2 separate regions of the Homo sapiens genome follow, and region 2 is linked to region 1. A link is an interaction called in ENCODE POLR2A ChIA-PET data of the cell type or tissue named here. Cell type or tissue: PC-9. All regions are shown on one strand. Links, peaks and the distances in the headings refer to the core of each region. The heading gives the core; the rest is flanking DNA. Region 1 overlaps NEK6 (NIMA related kinase 6). Region 2 overlaps PSMB7 (proteasome 20S subunit beta 7).

Region 1 (4,385 bases), core at 153-4,152:
CAGTTGTTGGTTCAAATCCTGGCTCCTTTTGTCTGTGATCCTTGGGACCCGGGCAAATCTCTTAACCTCTTCGTGCCTCAGTTTTCTCATCTGTGAAATGGGACCATAATAGACCTTACCTCATGGAGTTGTTGACAAAATGAGATGGGCTAATAGAGGTGAAGAGCGTAGGGCAGGGCCCAGCATGATCAGGGCCCTGCAATTATTAGCTCTTATTCCCGGTCCCCCTTGCACTGCTCCTGGAGCCCTGCCCATGTGAGGCCACAGGTGAGCTCCTGAGAGTGTGCAGACCATGGCATCTGGCTGCAGCTGTTGGAGAATGCGGTCAGCGCCACGTGGGGAGGGCAGGAATGACATTCCCAAGCACCCGCTAGGCTCCTCCCCAGTGGGATTTGCCCAAGGTCTCAGCTGGTGAGTGACAGGGTCTAGATTCCACTGCCACAGTTTCCAGTACATGGGAGGCCCCAGGGCAGGTGGGCGGGTAAGCCGATGTGTGCATGGGTCTCGCAGGGGTGACCTGTGGGCCAAGGCTGGTGCCTTCTGAGATAAAGATGGAACCTTCTCACTGAAGACAGTTCTCCACTCTTTCCCTGGAGGTCTCCCTAAGGGCAGAGGACAGTGAGCATGTCACCCTGAGGGGTCTAGGGGTGCAGCTGGAAGCAGCTGCAGAGCCTGCAGGAGGCTCAGTTTTATCTTCAAATTCATGCGCATTTTACATTCTGCTCTCTCTCATATTCCCCCTAACAAAGATGCCTGGGGAAGGTGCTCGTGTTTATCTGTTTATCCTGGGGCTCTTTATACCCTGGGTCTTCCCCTGTGTCACCTTGGGATGTCACCTGCGCTCCAGTGCAAGAACTCGGCACAAATGGTGGAGACACCGAGGGTGCCATTTTCCCATCTGCATTTGAGGGCTTGGCAGGGAGAGCACTGAGCGCTGGGAGACCCAGGTGGGGAGATGAGGCCTGTGCTGAGGCAGAGGCAGGGGTGGGGAGGGAAGAGGCAGGTGCACCCATAATGCCCCTCCGTGTGACACTGATCTGACAGTGCTCTGTGTGCACAGACTAAAAAGACAACAAGAGACCTACTGACTGATCTGTCCACACTAGGATGAACCACATCAAATGGCCAAGTCTGTGGGTCAAAGTTGGTTGAGTTTCTGCAGCTTCCCAAGCAGGAGACTGCATGAGCCAGGCTTGGCAGGACTTGCAGCCAGCGAGGGCCCCCCTGACCCTGAGTTGGGCGTGTTCTGCAGTCCATACCATCCACTTCCCTGCAGTCTCACATCCTGTCATCTATTTTGAGAGAGCAGGTTTACCCCAGAACAGTCTGTGGAAGGTGTGGGGCAGGGAGGAGAGCTGGGCCGCCCTGAGGACACAGAGGGAGAAGGGTGCTGGGAGCCAGCCTGCAAGTTCTGGGGAGCCTCAGGGTGCCTTTGAGGGCACAACTTGGGAGGCCAAGCTCAGCGGGTGAGTTAGGGTTTGGTGGACATCCTTTGACATGTCAAAGGGTGTCACAGATATCCCTGGAGCCTGAGAGGTCTGGTCGGCCCACCACTGTGGCTGGAAACAGACTACAGTGGGGAGGAAGGAAGAGTGACTTGCACCCTGAGACACAGTGGCCGGACCTCTAGGAGCTGGCTGTGACAGCCCGGAGGGTGTTGATGCCTTTCCCACCTCCTGGAACACCCCCGTGTTAATGGGGGCGTGGGTCTACCTGGGAGGGAGTGGCAGGGCTGCTGGCCCAGCAGACCGGGGGAAGACTCTTGGTTTGGAATTTGACTGGGGCATAGGTGACCAGGTGAGACAGCAGGAGGCGGGGTCTGTCTGGAGAGAGATGACGTCTTTGGCTGGGTCCTCCAGAAGCCAAACTTGAGATGGGGATATGTAGGCATGGGATTTATGAAGTGCCCCTGGGAGAACCACTCAGGGAGGAGGGAGGGCAAGGCCAGGAATGGGCAGGAGACGGACCAGAGGTTCCTTCTCAGACAAAACCCGCTGACCGCGCCGGGGGCTCTAGGATACGAGTCACATCTTGGAGGGCCCCGACCTGAGACGGGACTGGCTTTCATTCTCGCCCCCTCAGCTGTTGAATAAGGGCCACCGCAGGGGAGGGGGCTCCATTCCTCAGGACTTCTGGCTCTCCAGGGGTACAGCTGAGCTGCTCCAGGAGCCTAGGCCAGGCCTCAAGGGGTTCTGCCTAGGATGTGGTCACATGAGAGGTGCCCCTCGGGACATCCAGGGCTTGTCTGGGAGAAGGAGCAGCAGCCAGAAACAGGGGCCCCATCACATGTGTGATCTAGTCCCTTCCATGCACACCATGTGGGAGCCCTGGCACACAGGAGGTGCTGCAGAAATGCTTGTGGGGTGAGCGCAGGTCTCTCCTTCTGGGGAGGAGGAGGGCTTTTCCCCTGGCATCAGGAAGCATCCCGGTGGCTGGGTCACACAGGTTCTATGCACATAACCTCAGACCCTGCCCCAGAAGCACTTGTCTGATGGGGGAGGCCAGAGGCTAAAATATTGGGGGAGATGCCCAGATGGCCTTGAGCTCAGGACTGGGCACACAGTGGGTGCTTAACCAGGGGCCTGTGGCTGCTGTGACTACCTATGACCAGCATCTCTGACTCTCCCAGGGCAGCCCAAGCCCTGGAGGCTGAGGGGGGCTGTTCCTTTGCACAGAGGTCTAAGTAGGACGGCAAACAGGACCTCTTGGCCCTGGCCTTCCCTGTGTCACACGTGTGGTGCGCCAGGGCCCAGCCAGGACAAGGACGTAGGTTCCTTCCCACAGCAGCTGTCTGCAGCCTGACCCAGGCCTTTCTCTTCTGAGCACCCAGGCTGCCAGCATGGGTATAGGTGGGGGTGACAATGGGGGATAGGGGTACAGAACTGCTCCCCAAGAAGCAGGGGCAGTGCTGTGGAAAGAACAAGTCTTTGGACTCCAGCAAATGTGGGGTTGAATCCGGTGTCTTCCTTCCTGGCCTTGGGGGCTGCTGATGGACGTTTCCCTGCCTGGAGCCTCTTCCAGTGGGGATAATCCTAGTGACTTAGGACAGTCTAACAGAAGGAGACTGTGTCACCCGGGGGTGTCAAGTTGTAGCCCTGCCACTTCGGAGCTGGGTGACCGTGGGCAAATTACTGAACGGCTTTGCACCTCAGCTCACGCATCTGTAAAATGGGGTGAGCGAAAGTCCCTCCTCCTTCTGAGGGTCTCAAAGAGAAAGTGAACAGGCCGCTGTTTTCTGTTGCAGTTCGTGCCCTCGTGAGGCTGGCATGCAGGATGGCAGGACAGCCCGGCCACATGCCCCATGGAGGGAGTTCCAACAACCTCTGCCACACCCTGGGGCCTGTGCATCCTCCTGACCCACAGGTAAGCCCCTTACCTTTGTCTGCAGCACACTGAAGAGTTCCCAAGGAATACGGATCCCTGAGCCTCCTTTGTCCAAACTCCTACTGGTGGAAACCCTTCAGCTCCCTGAAACAGAACCTCTTGAATGCTTCCAGTGATGGGGAGCTCGCTACCAAATCTAGTGAGCTCATCGTTGAATTCAGTAATACTCAGAGAAGCCTCCTCTGCCAAGCTCTAGGCTGGGACCCTGCACCCTGATCCTGCCCCTGGAGTGTTCCAAGTGGATGGAACAGCTTTATCTCAGGGATCAGCATGGTTGGAAGGGTACAGAGGGTGCTGTGGAGGCCCTGAGAACAGCGAGGGACTCAGAGGAATGGGCTGACTGTACTGTGGGTCAGAAAATTCTTTCTTACAGTGAGCCAACATTGCCTCCCATTTTGGTCTTAACTGTGTTTCAGCCCCCTTCAGCCTCTTCTAGAACCAGCAGAGTTTGGGAGAACACTGGCTTCTTAACGCCTGCCTCTCGCTCTCTCTAGATACCTTGGAGAGCCAGGCAGCCTTCAGCAGCTTTTCTGAAGGTGACTTGTAGGTTTCTGAACTGCCTTGTGTACCCCATGCTGCCCGGGCCTGGCACGCCCTCTCTGACCCCTCTTCCAAGTCAGTGCAAATGCTGCTCCCTCTGGGGAGACCTCCACTTCCACCCTGCTCTCTGCTCTGGGCTGCCCGCACACCTGTGTCCACACACCTGGGTGATGCCCGTGATCACATCTCACTGGGGCACTAGTTCCTGGGTCTGCCTCACTTTCTAGATGGAGAGCTCCCCTGGAGCAGGGCTTTGCTGGTGGGACAATCCCACACCGGGCACAGAGGGGCCCCGCGTGCTCGCTGAGTTAAGGAACTGTGCATGTGTGTGCTGTGTACCCACTTGGGACGGGGCTGTGTGGAAAACACTCAGGTCTGCTCTTACGGAGCACACAGCCTCATGGGAGAGAAAGATAAGGAGCTGAGCAGAAGAACCTTGCGGGCCTAGGGAGCCCAGCAAG
Region 2 (4,385 bases), core at 267-4,266, 76 kb after region 1:
GGCTGAGACAGTCAGATCACTGGAGGCCAGGAGTTCAAGACTAGCCTGGACAGCATAGTGAGACCGCTTATCTAAAAATTTTTTTTTAATTAGCTGAGCACGGTAGCACCCTCCTGTATTCCAGCTACTTGGGAGGCTCAGGCAGGAGGATCCCTTGAACCCAGGCATTCAAGGCTACAGTGAGTTTTAAGTGTGCCACTGCACTCCAGTCTTAGCAACACAGCAAGATCCCATCTCTAAAAAATATAAATAAATAAATAAAAGCTAGGGATTGGCCAGGCACGGTGGCTCATGCCCGTAATCCCAGCACTTTAGGAGGCTGAGGCGGCAGATCACCTGAAGTCAGGAGTTCGAGACCAGCCTGGCCAATATGGCGAAACACCATCTCTACTAAAAATACAAAAATCAGCCGGGCATGGTGGCGCACACCTGTAATCCCAGCTACTTAGGAGGCTGAGCCAGGAGAATCACTTGAACCCAGGAAGTGGAGGTTGTAGGCCAACAGAGTGAGACTCCATCTCAAAAGAAAAAAAAAAAGCTATGGATCACAATAAACAAAAATACCAGCATAAATCCTTATCCTTTTTTTCTTTCTGAGACAGGGTCTCACTCTGTCGCCCCAGGCTGAAGTGCAATGGCACAACTCACTGCAGCCTTGACTGCCCTGGCTCAAGCGATCCTCTCTCGCCTCAGCCTCCTGAGTAGCTGAGACTACAGGGATGTACCACCATACCCGGCTAATTTTTTCTGTTTTTTTTGTAGAGACAGGGTTTCGTCATGTTGCCCAGGCTGGTCTCAAACTCCTGAACTCAACCGATCCGCCCGTCTTGGCCTCCCAGCATGCTGGGATTACAGGCATGAGCCACGGCGCCTGGCCTAGCATAAATCCTTAAAAGCATTTAATGAGAAAATAATTTGGGGTCTAAATACACATTTTTCCCCCCAGACAAACGAGATACCGAAACAGATGTAACAACCAAATATAACCTTAAAACCTAAAAATCTGGAGAAGTGAGTCAAGTTCAGCTCATTAAGCTGACACCTATTAAAGCGCCATAAGAAAAACAGCCTGAAACACCATCAAAACAGATAAGAAAATCATTGTTTATAATAGTTATCGAAGGTCGAGGTTTTTTTGGTTTAATTTTGCATTTACTTAAAACTCTGTGTTTGATGCCAACAGGGTTCAAGTTGCACAGGAAGGTGCTTCGGCTAAACACGGATAGTCTTCCTTGATCTCCACTGTCTGCTGTGTGGGTTCCGCCAGCAAACCTCCCAGCGAGTGGTCACCTTCCTATGGAGTCATTAAACCTCTGAATGTCAGCTGGTGGGATTAGCCAGCAGCTTCCACACCTGAGCCCCCGTGGCAGGGACAGAGGCATTTGGATCAAGATCACTAATGAATACAGAATTCATATGCCGCTTGTCAGGGCTCCTGAGCTCAGAGTCGCACAGATGCAACCTAAATAAGACGGAGGACAGAACAATCGTTGACAAAGATTAAAAAGTTTTGGCAGTTGGGAAAAAAAGAGCACCTCATTATTCAAATATGATAGTCTTGCTTATTTTTTTTATTTTTGTTCAAGTTATTCATGATTCACCTCAAATGGACAAATGCCATTCACCAATATTTAAAGACTTCTTGGTCTCATTACTAAATCTGAAGAGGGCTGTGCTGTCTGTACATCAGCTATATGGAGAAAACAGCTCTCCTGTAAAACAGCTCTCTTGTAAATAATATTTGAAAATTTTAAGGGAATATAACAATCACAAGCTATTTAGGGTGGAGGGCAGTTTAAAAATGAAAAAAAAAATCTAGAATTAAAAGAAAAAAATGACCTTCCACAGCCAAGTGATTTTATTACATTTACTAACATCTCTATCTCTGACTTCCTTAAACTTTTCTGTTCCTGGGTTCCCTCCAATCACAGAGCTGCCAAAGAGCTTTACACACCTTGTCTGACACTTGCTTGGCTTTCTGCCGTCTTCACAAGACCTCATCAGAGAAAAGAAACAGCCCAAGCAGCCCACACCTCTGCTCACCTGGAATAAGATGTCTTTCCCAGTCTTGTTAAAGAATTACAGGAATAAGAAAGTGTTAAAGAATTAAAGGAATAAGATGTCTTTCCCTCCCTGTTGTGAAAGAATGACAAAGAGGCAGATATAGCCCAGTGGCTGAACCCATCGGAGGGCTCTAACGTCAGGCTGACCAGGGTTCAGACTCTGAGTCTTCCACTGAGTGTGTGACCTCTGGCCAGTTATTTGACCTCCCTACGGCCCAATTTTCTTCTCTACAAAATGGAGACAACAAAGTACTGACCTCAAGGAATTGCTGAAAAGTAAATGAAATAATATACCACTGTCTATGACCACCACATATGCCTGTCTCCAATATTACGCTTTCAGATAAGAAGGCCTGTATCTATCTATATCATGCTATAAATTCACCAAGCCTGATGCCAGCACAAATAATCACATTACTCGTTGCTATGCGATGTTTGTATCCTACTATTGAATAACTAAAAAAATAAAACCAGCTGCCATATTTTAGAGCCAATTTTGTGTGAGCCACCATCTAAGGTGTTTTTACAGGCCGCATCTAACGCTCACAGCAACGTGCAGGCAGGTCTCTGTTCCGATCGCACAGACAAGGATGCCCCTCTTCCCAGAGTCCTGCTGTAAGGACAGAGGAAACAGACCTGCAGCGCAATCCTCTAGCTCCCAAGCCCCATGCCCCTTTCCATGCAACCATATTGAACTCATACTATGTTCTCTTTTGGGACCATTCTATATGCCAAATAGCACAATTTTTTAATCAAAATAATGCAGATCTCTCACACTACTGTCCATCTGCAAAGCACAAATGAACCTGCAACTCAGTGTCTTCCTAATACTGGACTTACAAAAAAAACACACACACAGTTACTTCTAAGATTTGCTGTCAGAAAACCATATTGGTATCAACTCTCATTATTTAAAGTGGATCTATAGCTGCCTGCAATGACAGATTAATTCTGTTTCCTCAGTAGCTAGGTGTTTGGCATCACGCTTGTGAGGTAACCACAAGCCTTTAGGGCGATAGCTGCTCACATCTTTAGCAATCTATAAGGGCTTCTCTAGAGGCCAACACTTGCCGAGTGATGAGATATGACTCCATAAATCAGACGGCTGAAGTGGCGCTTGTATACGTCACCACCTATCTTCATAGCTTCTCTCTGAAGGGTATAGGGTAGGAGCTCATCCCTCGGTATTGCAACCAGAGAAAGGACCATCACAGTTGGCATTGACTAAGCATGTGCTACTTAAAACTGAAGACACACTAAGACTAGGGGAAAAAAAAGATCCTGCTGGTGTTAGCACGCCTCAGGCAGTGGTAGAAGCTTCAGCAACTCATCTTCAAAAGGCAGAGAGCCAGAGCTCTAGAAACCTGCAAAAATTGGCTAAGCCTGCAGTCTTCATTTCTTTAAGTTGAGCATCTTCAAAGTCTAGAATTCTAACTGTAGGGCACAGCAGCTGCCACTGCAGATCTGATCCTCTCAGCTTTTGGCAGCTCTCAACTTGAGATTCTAGCAAAAGAATTTTTCAAGTTGCTATTATTGCCTGTCATGGATTTATAAATATTGTGCACTATCTGCTGTGGCATGGCTCTCATGGGACGCCAGAGCATGCCAAATGCATAACAGAATGAAAAACAGTTTCTATTCTTCAAATAAATGCTAATTTTTTTTAACTGTGCTCACACGATGTGTTTGGTGACCAACTTCAATAGTACAGAATATGTATCAGAGAGGGGGGAAAAAAGCTGATTGTCTTTTCCAGCAGCATTCAGCTGCTACTTTCATTAAGCTTGTTTAATTAGATTCCAGATGCTAATTTGCAAGTCGATACCAGAGGGTGCAGGACAGTTTGCCTTTGAATCATCTCCCTGTGATGTGAGGGTCCTGCGCACACCACTACCCTTCAGCAGCCCTCGCAAGATATTCTGACAATTAGTGCAAAGAGGGGGCAGTATTGATCTTGACAGACTAAATATTAATCTTCTACCCATTTTAATGAATTGTAATCTCCAAGAGTTTAAATTTCTCACTAGGCCAAATGAAAACATCCCTTCTTACAAAGAAATAGAATAGAAGGAAAACTAACCTACATTATCGGATTCATTTAATTCTCTCTCCCCCTTAAATAAAACCCATGTTTCATTTTAGCAATTTTAGCAATTTTCAAGATACATATCTGCCAAGCTAATGCCATATTTCCAGGTATCATGATCAAACTCCTTATTTTTAACTGGAAAATGGACTGAAAATGCCCCAGCATGGTTATCACTAGTTTTCCTGTCCAGCTAAGCTAGCCTGTGGGTAAGAACCAGGACCAGGAGCTGAATT

Evidence for each region. ChIA-PET counts read pairs that join two places held together with the same protein. Peaks named below come from ENCODE experiments on the same cell type or tissue, not always from the same donor. Only the 100,000 strongest peaks of a DNase experiment are listed, where the experiment ranks them.
Region 2: POLR2A ChIA-PET joins it to region 1 with 5 read pairs; 2 of 35 experiments call an interaction of 5 or more read pairs at or near these places.

Annotation. Positions count from the first base shown.
Region 1 is chr9:124,298,692-124,303,076 of GRCh38, forward strand. It overlaps NEK6 (NIMA related kinase 6), which reads left to right. Exons shown (of 10, transcript NM_014397.6): 2 at 3,245-3,363. The coding sequence starts at 3,274. Among named protein-coding and RNA genes, the nearest start is that of NEK6, 43 kb to the left of the region's middle. RefSeq lists an enhancer at 435-1,340. In PC-9, for the core only: no CTCF peak of the experiment used is centred there; DNase peaks (open chromatin) are centred at 1,240 and 1,770; H3K27ac peaks cover 570 bases.
Region 2 is chr9:124,374,587-124,378,971 of GRCh38, forward strand. The region is part of intron 6 of PSMB7 (proteasome 20S subunit beta 7); the gene reads right to left. It overlaps LOC124902267 (a long non-coding RNA gene), which reads right to left. Exons shown (of 2, transcript XR_007061764.1): 2 at 1,085-4,385. Among named protein-coding and RNA genes, the nearest start is that of PSMB7, 39 kb to the right of the region's middle. In PC-9, for the core only: no CTCF peak of the experiment used is centred there; no DNase peak of the experiment used is centred there.